Regions from separate parts of the Homo sapiens genome. Here region 2 is linked to region 1. A link is a contact called in ENCODE Hi-C or POLR2A ChIA-PET data. All regions are on one chromosome and are shown on one strand. Each heading gives the region's core, a stretch centred on a gene start or an enhancer-like site at or near the end of the contact. The rest is flanking DNA. Distances are from core to core; before and after follow the strand shown. Region 1 holds the start of TOP1 (DNA topoisomerase I). Region 2 holds the start of OSER1 (oxidative stress responsive serine rich 1).

What was found. Hi-C counts contacts between places; a loop is a spot of excess contacts on that map. ChIA-PET counts read pairs that join two places held with the same protein, here RNA polymerase II (POLR2A). Pooled maps may share reads with other maps.
Region 2: a map of HepG2 shows a loop between it and region 1 (11-fold over the local background). The contact joins the promoter of OSER1 here to the promoter of TOP1 in region 1. A Hi-C loop is called at or near these places in 1 of 168 maps with a recorded cell type or tissue (HepG2) and 5 of 50 pooled maps. POLR2A ChIA-PET finds 5 or more read pairs at or near these places in 1 of 52 experiments (K562).

The regions. Positions count from the first base shown.
Region 1 is chr20:41,025,724-41,031,011 of GRCh38, forward strand. It overlaps TOP1 (DNA topoisomerase I), which reads left to right and starts at 3,099. Exons shown (of 21, transcript NM_003286.4): 1 at 3,099-3,377; 2 at 3,708-3,732. The coding sequence starts at 3,345. RefSeq lists silencers at 2,798-3,149, 3,370-3,439.
Region 2 is chr20:44,208,134-44,213,421 of GRCh38, forward strand. It overlaps OSER1 (oxidative stress responsive serine rich 1), which reads right to left and starts at 2,638. Exons shown (of 4, transcript NM_016470.8): 1 at 2,563-2,638. OSER1-DT (OSER1 divergent transcript) reads left to right here and starts at 2,827. Exons shown (of 3, transcript NR_038339.2): 1 at 2,827-2,944. RefSeq lists an enhancer at 2,048-2,667 and silencers at 2,327-2,396, 2,592-3,040.

The DNA of each region.
Region 1 (5,288 bases), core at 1,849-4,348:
GAGGTCAGGAGTTTGAGACCAGCCTGACCAACATAGTGAAACCTTGTCTCTACTAAAATTGCAAAAATTAGCTGGGTGTGGTGGTACGTGGCTGTAATCCCAGCTACCCGGGAGGCTGAGGCAGGATAATTGCTTGAACCCAGGAGGCGGAGGTTGCAGTAAGCCCAGATGGCACCACTGCACTCCAGCCTGGGTGACAGAGACTCCATCTCAAAAAAAAAAAAAAAAAGAAAAAAAAGCAAATGCAGATTCTCCCTGGGAAACGGGGGGTTGGGAGAGTGGAGTAGTGTGGATGCATTGTTATTCCTGAAGGCCGTCCTCAAATTATCTTGGACTCACTGCAGCAAGCAGATGCCTCATCTTCTGGCCAGGGATTGATCCTGAGATGGGAAGAGTATGAGAAGAGACACCAACAGCAAGGCAAAACTGGCTCTGGCAGCTTGCTTCAGAGAAAGAGTATAGCTTTGGAGTCAGGCCGACCTGAGTATGAATCCAAGACTCAGCACTTACTAGGTGCCTGCCCTCAAACCATTATTTTTTGATAGTCATTACATACCCACAATGATCACCATGGAGTGGATGAGGAAACAGGGACTCAGAGAAGTTAAACAACTTGCCTGATATCACACAGGTAACAAACAGCAGAGCAGAATTCAAACCTAAGTTGATTTGACTTCCAAATGTGTGCTCCTAACCAAAGCAGGGTAACCTGCTTTGATTTGCCCATTTCTTGAGCACCTCTTCTGTAGGAGGGCCTGTTGCTGGGTGCTGGGAATTCAGTGGTAGGCAAGATGGACAAGATTCCCCCCTCTCACAGACCTTGCTTGCTATAGGGGAAATAGACAGGAAACCAATTACTACATTTGTAACTTAATAACAAGTGTCATAAGTGTTACAAAGGAGATAGATACTATAAGGCACCTTTTATTTTTATTTGTTTATTTATTTTTTGAGACTCACTCGCTCTGTTGCCCAGGCTGGGGTACAGTGGTGCGGTCTCGGCTCACTGCAACCTCTGCCTCCCAGGTTCAAGCGATTCTCCTGCCTCAGCCTCCCGAGTAGCTGGGATTACAGGTGTGAACCACCACACTCTGCTAATTTTTGTATTTTTAGTAGAGACAGGGTTTCACCATGTTGGCCAGGCTGTTGTTGAACTCCTGACCTCAAGTGATTGATCCACATTGACCTCCCAAAGTGCTGTGATTACAGGCGTTAGCCACCGCGCCTGGCCTATAAGGCACCCTTGGTCAGCCAGTGGAAGCAGGGTCAGTAGTGCGCCGGAGAGTCACTTTGAAAAAGTGATATTTAGGTTGATCTTGAAGCATTCACAAGATGTGGTAAACACATCTAATGGTAAACATGTGATGGTAAACATTAGATGTGATAAAGATACTGATGGTCCACTGGATGAACAGTTTTCATATTTACTTCCAAATGATTTCATAGATATTATTTCACAGATAACACTTAGGATGAAGGTAAATAAAAAGGAGATCAATTAAAATATGAAATAATAATAGTGAAAGTGGTAATAGATGTGGCAATATCCACAAAGGAGTAATGGTTAGATTAGCATATTGAGAAGATCACTTTGGCAATTGTTGGAATGCAGTTTACGAGAGGGCCAAGAATGGAAGCAGCAATCCCTGTTAGAAGTGTAGTGTTTTGGAGTGCGGTGTTTTTTGTTGGTTTGTTTTTTGTTTTTTTTAAACCAGGTCTCACTCTGTTGCCCAGGCTGGAGTGCAGTGCAGCCTCGACCTCCTCCTCGGGCTCAGGTGATCCTCCCACCTCAGCCTCCCGAGTAGCCGGGACTACAGGCACATGCCACCACACCCCGCCAGTTTTTGTATTTTTTTGTAGAGTCAGGGTTCTGCCATGTTGCCCAGGCTGGTCTTGAACTCCTGGGTTCAAGTGATCTGCCAGCCTCGGCCTCCCAAAGTGCTAAGATTACAAGTGTGAGACACCACCCCCAGCCAGCACATTGTATTAATCCAAGCAGGAGAACGCAGACTTCAAAGGCTTATGGGCAGCAGAGAGAAGTAGATGAAGCAAAGAGATGCAATCAGCGGGACTAGTGGGAAATGAGGGAAAGGAAGGTGTCAGGATGGGGCTTTTTCTAGCTGAGTGGAGTTCAGTTCATTCCCAGAGAAGCTTGAGAGGTATCCAACTATAGATGCAAGGTAGCTGGCTGTTGGTCCCTTGTCTTTAGGACAGTTTGACTTTTGTAATACAGGCGACCTCACAGAGCTATTGTGAGAATTCAGAGCTGGGCACAGAATAGATGCTCTATAAACGGTAGTTCTATTCCCCATTTGCCCCGTCCTCCCAGCATGCCAGGGATACAGGGGCGGATAGAGACAGGTTCAGTTCCCTTTGGTCTCTTGCATTCCCCCTTCCCTCAGCACAATTCCTGGGCTCATAGCGGATGCTCAATAAGTATTTGTAGAATGAACCAAAGAAATCAGACCCTTGGTGACCCAGGGCTACATGTACTCGGCGGAAAACTGGGGTTAAACCGGACCCTTGGTTGGTTGAAAAATTAAAATAATTTTTAAAAAGTGGGCGTGAAATAATCCAGAAGTTGGAGGGCCTGGACAAAGGCTGGGGAGGGGACTCCTCCCACCAGGCGGCCTCAGGGTCGGCTTAGCAAGAAAGGAGGCGCTGGGGAGACCTCTGGGGTCCCAGCTGCCAAGGTACTCGCCGCTCCAAGGAGATGCGGACGCCGGATACCAGCTCTGCCCAAGATTGCTGGGTCCCGCCGCGGCCTTTAAAGGCCCACCACGTGGCTGCGCGGCCAGCCCTGGTCCGGAGGCGGTGCCCGGGTGGCGCCTGCGCACTGCCTAGCAGAGGGGCTGGGGTTCCGAGAAAAAGCGTCTGGAGAGGAAGGGGAGGCTGCTTGGGGTGGGACGCCGTGGGAGGAGTCGGCTCCTTATGCAAATCACAGCGGAGCGCGCACGGTCCGGAGGCGGGGCTTGCGATGCAAAGACAGGTCCGTCTGGCGAACAGCGAGGGGGCGGGCCGCAACCCTCTGCCTCTTTCCGCGAGCGCTGACGTCGCCGACGTGTTGTTTAAAAGCGGCCGCGCAGGCGCAGTGAGCCCAAATGCGAACTTAGGCTGTTACACAACTGCTGGGGTCTGTTCTCGCCGCCCGCCCGGCAGTCAGGCAGCGTCGCCGCCGTGGTAGCAGCCTCAGCCGTTTCTGGAGTCTCGGGCCCACAGTCACCGCCGCTTACCTGCGCCTCCTCGAGCCTCCGGAGTCCCCGTCCGCCCGCACAGGCCGGTTCGCCGTCTGCGTCTCCCCCACGCCGCCTCGCCTGCCGCCGCGCTCGTCCCTCCGGGCCGACATGAGTGGGGACCACCTCCACAACGATTCCCAGGTACGGCCCGGCCTGACCCTGGCGGCCCCGGACCCCGGCCTGGCCGTCCCGCGACCCCCGGCGCAGGCCCCGACCCCAGCCCCGGCCCGGCAGCTTTGACAGGCCGGAGCCCCCGGTGAGGGGCCGCCTGCCGGAGTAGATCGGCTCGCTAGGCCGCGAGCGAGGGCCGCGAAGTTACAGTTCGAGGCAGGGATGGCTGCCCTCTGTGGCCACCCCCGGGTCCCCGTCCTCCCCGGGGGCGCAGGGTGAGCCAGACCCCGGCCGCGCGCGCTCGCCGCCGGAGGGGTTAAAGTGGCTGTTGTTTGATATTCTCTCCTTTTCTTTTTCCAGATCGAAGCGGATTTCCGATTGAATGGTGAGTGTGCCCCCTGCGCCGACTCCGGGGCCCCCCAGCCGCCGGCCGCCTCCCCCGCGCCCTGCCGGTGCCGGGCAGAGGACAGACATGGCGTCCCAGAGACTAAGTCCCGGCTCCTCGCTCACCGGCCCCATTGTTCCCATCGGGCCGCCTCTTGACCCCCTTTCCGGGGACCCCAGCTCCTCCAGATCCCGGCCCTCCCAAGAGGGGACAACGGAGACCCCGTGTCGTCCGCCACCGGGCCTCGGGCGGTCTTTCCGGGCCGGGATTCCTCCCGGGAAAGTCGCCTTGTCGACGGTCGGGACTTAGTCTCTGCGCCATTTTCTTTTTCTCTCTCCTCTCCTTTCTGTGCCTGTGTCTCTTTCTCTCCCTCCCTCGGCTCTTTCCTTGAGCTGCCCAGAATGAGCTTTCTGCAGAGCAAAGCCGTATAAATCACATACTTCACCAGAGAGGGAAGGCTGGGGGACTGAATTATTATTTTTTAAACTTTATTTTGGGGGTTATTCCCTTTATGCTTCATGTTTGTTTCCTTTTCTGCTTCCAGAATGAAAGATTTCCTTAAGCAACTGTTAATTTTTTTTTTGATAGGCTGTTTATGATAGGAATTATGGCTCTAAAACTAAAGCCACGCTTTGTGGAGTTCTTTATATTTCCAGGTTGTTTTTCCCAAGTTACGTTCTTTGCAAAGGTAGCAGTACCTCCCTAAAGAAAGTTTGCAAGTTCTCTGTGGGTCACCCAATGTAAATGTTGGATTTTTAAAAAATTATGTTAGTCACTGGAACTTTTCATTGTGGTCGAGGTTCCCAATGCAGTGTTTTTCTGGAAACGCAGTTTAGTGTACTTGTTGGAAGGAAAGATTGTTGAGCATCTCTTGTGGACCTGGTGTGTTGGCCTTTTCGTTTGGGTTGTAAGGAGGAAAAAAAGATTTTATTTATTGAAGCAAAGAGTGTCCAGTACCCACCCCTGCTTCCTGTTCATTCTTTTTCACGAGCCACTGTTTTTCAGGAATCAAGAACTGGCTTTTTTTTTTTTTCCCAATTCTTTATGTTTTTGAACCCTTTTCAGCCAAATCAAGGCATTTATTCTTACTGTATTTCCACTTCAGTTACCCAGGGAAGAGTCCTCCAATAAAAAGCTCATCCTTGCAGGCTTTCGAACAACCCTGTTGAAGGAGAAGTTACCTTCTGTAGTGTGCTGGGAATTCCCACTGATTTTGATGGTACATAATCCTGCTCAATTGAGTTTGGGTTCCGGGAACCTCTCCAATGGGAGAAGTTGATGAGTAGGTTTTCTAATGTTGTAATCAGCAGTCCATCATGTTAGCCTGCTCTACTGAGAGCAACCTTATGTTCAGAGTTTGAAGTGGGGCATCCAGCAGGAGATGGTACTCAGCCAGGAGAGAATCTGGTTTAAAGTATGGCATTTCTTGAGCACCAGATATGTGCCAACCACTGTGCTTGGTGCTAGAGCTGATCCTGTAACCATAACACTCCCTTGCTCTCAATTCAGTCTATTGGGGGAGACATAATTAGTTAATTATAAGGTAACTACTGGGG
Region 2 (5,288 bases), core at 1,388-3,887, 3.2 Mb after region 1:
GGCATTCTCAGAGGGAGCAGTGCCTCTCCAACGGCCCTTGGGTCCTCTCTGATTCATATCTGCTCGTTTCTCAAGGTGGCTCCGAAGTTATTGTGAGACCTCTAATATTCCAAAGGTCAAGGTGTCATAATGTTTGATATAAAGTAACCATTATATTATTGTAGTACCAGCGCAAAATAAAGAGGCAAGGAATCAGGACTTTTCACTTTACTTATTTGCGGAAGTTAAGGTATTTTAGGCAGAGCTCTCTGGGGAACACTGAAAACAGTCTCAAAAGAATTCAGCTACTAAAAAAAAAAAAAAAAATTCAGCCAGCCTGCACCTCAACTTCTTAGGACAAAAAAATAATTTAGATACATTCTCGACGTATATTTTGCTGGTTTATTTAAGTACATAAACATGAAGAAACATTATCCACACAATCCCATGCTTCACTAGTCTCTAATTCTCAGTTTAGGGTAGGATCCCCCAAATACACAATCAATTCCTATATACCTGGGGGGAGAGGTGAGCAATCACTTATTTCAATATTTTCAAAGCTTCACATCATCTAAAAGAGTACTATTGCAGGTTGTAAACAAATCCTTCCTGCTGGTAGAACTAAATTGAAGTTTGACTTACAATGTTCCTCAATTACCTTATGATCCGTTAGTCAATGTTCAGCTCTTACCGAGTTCATAAATCATCTGAGCCAATCTCCCCAACCCGCAGACCGCCCCCCAAGTCCTCTTTAGCCCTCTCTGGAAATCAGTCAGCATTTACGTACACATCACATTTAAGTATACACTGCTGAACCCTACAGGCAGAAATTCATTTCTTTCACAAATATTTACAGAATTCCTACCACGTGCATGGCACTAGAATGAATGCTAGGGATAGAAGCCCAAACTCCATTTCCGTAAGGACTAGAATCTCATTCCTGCCCTCCAAGAGCTTACAATGTAACACTGTGCTAAGAGGCTCTGAACCTACATATGTAACTTTTAATTATACCATGCTGACTTAATAGCATGGCAGGTGATCACCCTAGATGTTAATACAAACTTTACATTCCTGTTGACACACTAAAAGATCTATCATCTAAAAACCAAAACAGGCCAGAATTAAAATCTGGCTACAGACTAAAACTTCAGGAATGAAGTTCTGTCTAAACCATTTTCAGACTTCCAGCATTTTTTTACTACTCACTTTTTTTCTCAGTTATTTTAGCCAAGAGCAAATGAGCGTTAGGCATAACCTTAAGAGCTAGAGAAGAGCATGTTTGTAATTATAAAAGGCTCATTATGCTCCTCTGCATCCCCAGATCCCCATTCAAAGAAAGGGCTGTACAACTAACTCCGGACAACAGATATAATTGGCTTGCCTTTCTTCATTAATATTAAATTTGTGGGAGACAGTCTTGGCGTTTTCACTGCAGTGAACTCGTGAAGTTGAACAATCTCCAAAGAGATGAAACTTTAAAAAGCCTATTCGAAGTTAAAGTCAAATCACACCAGGCAATTTAACTTTGCCTCGGATTTTCCACAACCTTACAAAAATTACAAAGTTCTTCTAAGTTCCTCCATCAAAAGGCCAAATTCCTGGTTTTTTCTTTCAACAAAATGGATGCGTCACAATCTTATTTACATCTTGCCGTTTTAACCAAGACCTCCTTGAATCCCAAGCCTAGGTCTACACTTCCAGGCCCCTGAGAAGACCTAAGAACGATCAAGAAGGGATGCGCGGGTAAGCGTTGTCATCACAACATTAAAGATTTCGAAACTCCCAGACCACCAGAAAGCGTAGAGTATGGGGAAGAAAACCAAACCCAGCAACTCTAAGAGGCAAACTAGACCGGGAGGAAACAATCGGCCCCCAGGACAAAAAGCACATTCACACCTCTCCGTGCAACCCACTCATCCCTTTATACTCGCAGCGCTGCAGCCAAAGCACAAAGTTCTTTCTTTTCACCCAGAGTCTGTGCCTGTCGCGGTTAAACATGAACGGAGGAAAATTCCTAGTCAGAACCCAGAGGGGTAGGACGGGGCTTGGAGTGTGGGGACAACGCCAAGCAGGGAGCTGTCCAGGGGCACTGCCCGCCCGGGGTCTCCAGCTGTGAAGTTGCGCTCCTCGGGAGATTCCTGGGGTCAGAACGAGAGGCTGGAGTCGGAGCGAGGCACAAGGGATGCGGGAGAAGAAAGGAGTGGGGCCGAAGAGGTAGCCAAAGAGAATGGGGCTCCGAGGCGAGAGAGAAAGGACTGGAAGGGGCAAAGGGCGGCCAAGGAGGGCGAAAAGGGGAAGCTGCCGCTGGGCGGGAGACGGCGGAGGAGCGAGACGGGGCGGGGGACCGCGGGAGGACGGGAAGGCGGGAAGGGGAGAGAGCGTGGAGCTCGGAGCTCCAGCAGGCACAGGCCGCGGCAGATAAGGGGGCGCGGAGAGGCCCAGGCCCGGCCCAGGCAGGAGGCGTCGGGAGACGACGCGACCCAAGGCGGGCGGGCCCGGGGAAAACCGCCCGCGGCCAGACCGGCAGTGGAAGCTGAGACGCAGTGCTGCGGCCCCTCCCCGTCACGTCAGGGCACTTACCTCCTCGCAGCTGGGACGCTCCGGTGATGCGGGGCAGTCAGTTCAGAGCGTCTCTCCCAAATCTCGGCACCCGACTGACCCGGATCCAAACCAGCCAAGGGGGCGGCCCGCGCCTCGGGAGTCGCGTTGCGCCTGCGCACTCCGGCATGCACCCCTCCCCCTGCTTATGCTCCTCCCACCCCAGTGACTCGGCAGCGCGGCAGCCGACGACTGCGCAGACGCAGGGCGGCGGCCGCGCCTCTCCAACGCCCCGCACCCGCCCCCCTCAGAAGCACGTGCGCCTTACGTAATTTCCTGTTATTCTTCGGTTTGCCTCCTCCCAGTGGCGTGGATTTGCTCCCGACCCGCTTTTGGGGCGTGCCTGCTTCCTCCTCTCTGTTAGGTGAGTGAGTAGGCGTCATTCTTCACAGTAGTCCTCTGCCTCCACCGCCCCGGGATCTCCTTGCGCTCGGTCCTCTACGTGGAGTCACCTATGCAGAGGAATTCCACGGGGCGGGGGCGAGGACAGGGTGCGGGGGTCTTTATGGCAGACAATCCCCGGCTGAGCGCTTGGCCAGAGTTTCTGTGATGCTAGAATCTGGACTGCCTGCGACCTCTCCGGGACTCGGACACCAGCCCTCGCCTCCTGGTGATCTTTTAGGTCCTGCAGAGAAGTGAAGAGGTATTGGACGTGGCCAGGGTCAATAGTGTGAAGCCAGAATTAGAATTGAATTGAAATGCCTTCGGTTTTGATATCTCTGCTGTTTGTCTTGAGGCAACTGCTTTTCCTCCTTTGGGCCTCTCAGTTTTCCATCTAGTAAGTGAGGAAGTTGAACCTTATCGGTGAATCTCGTGTTTTCAGGCGTAGACTCCTTTGAGAATCTGGTGAGAACTGTAGATCCTCTTGCCAAAGAAATGCACCTACACACCAAATTTTGCAAAAAGATTTAGGCAGTTCACCAAAGGAGATGAATTTTAGGATTCTTTACATTTTTCTGATTCTGAATGTTGCTCAGATGGTAGGCGGGAAAAGGTGATCTGTGCAACAGCTGCCACCCGCTCCATCACCAGGACTGGTTCTGCTGATCTAGCTGTGCCTCTCCTCGCCTGCCAATCTCCAGCTCCACGTCTGCACTGCTCAAAGCTTCGTGAGAACAGATGATTTTGCGCAATTGAGTTGGATGGCGTTGATTGTGGCCCACCCCTAGAGTGAGGGTTTTTCCCTGAACCAAAACTGGCCCCATCCACCGTCATTCCCCAATACCTTAGTTGTAGTCAACTAGATAGGCTGCCGAAGATGGTTTAACTGTGTCCAGCTTAACTACAGCCAGGCTTTGGAATGCCTGGCCTATGTCTGTAAATGAAATCTAACAATTTATTGTATAACGTTGTTAAACATGAAGCATGATGTTGGCCCTGGATAAAACATTTTAAATTCTCGTCGTTCATACCAGAGGCTCAGTAACTGACCGGTTGAAAGAAAACTGTTCATTGTAACCTAATGATGCTAGTTAGATAGCATTAGATTATGTTAGAGATCAGATAACTTGTTCTAGCTGCCTTTGTCCTGTCTCACAGTGCTAGTAAGTCAGGATTTAAACTGCCCTTCTCAACATCTCTTGGACAAGAAAAAGCGGGAAATATGATGTATTTATTTTCTCAGACCTTGCCAAGTGAAATGTATCAAAACCAAACATGTCTTTTTAAGCTGCCACTTCAAAATATAACTTAAGATAAAATCTCATATATCCTTGAGAAGGCCTGGCACGGTAGCTCATGCCTATAATCCCAGCACTTTGGGAGGCCGAGGCGGGTGGATCACTTGAGGTCAGGAGTTTGAGACCAGCCTGGCCAACATGGCGAAACCCTTTCTCTACTAAAAATATGAAAAATTGGCTGGGCATGGTGGCGCATGCACCTATAATCCCAGCTACCCGGGAGGCTGAGGCAGGAGAATCTCTGAAGCCGGGAGGCGGAGGTTGCAGTGAGCCGAGATTGCGCCACTGCACTCCAGCCTGGGCCAACAGAGCAAAACTGTCTCAAAAAAAAAAAAAAAATCTCATATATCCTTGAGGGGAAAGAATTGTCTGGATCGTGATTGAATTCCCAGGGCTTAGCACACTTCCTGGGGATTAGTAGATGCTCAATACAGTTTTGGTGAATTCTCATTTTACCTGCTTTCCATCCCTAATTATATTAAATACCAAAAACTAAAAAGTTACAGTATTTCATTTTATGTAAGCACATCTCCATCATAAAGAGTTAGATGCTTTCCAAGAATGTGACTCATTACTCGGGGAGTACTTGGAAGGTGGGAACCTCTTGTGAATGCTGAAGCCTGTTAACTCACACACCTGACGTGGCCTGAAGTTTTAAGTCATTATACATAGGACTGGCTCACGGTGTGATACATCATGACTTGGAAAGAGATAGAAAAGCTACAAAATGGGATGGATCTGAGTGAACAAAAAGCCAGATCGGTGTCCTATACCAGCAATTCCAAGTCTTTTTAACCATGGGAAAAAAACCTGAATTTGTGTGTGGACTTTATATTGAAGAAATCAACTTTGTATTAATGCACATGGTAATGCCATTTAATTAAAAAGCTGTGGTAGATGTAAAATTCCTCTAACAGTGCTTCTTTCTTGCTACAAGTGTCTTGTACATGCTTTAGTAAGAGAGACTTAATTCCATGAATTTATACTGCAAGAACAATTTATATAGGAAGATAATAGTTTCTCTTAAAA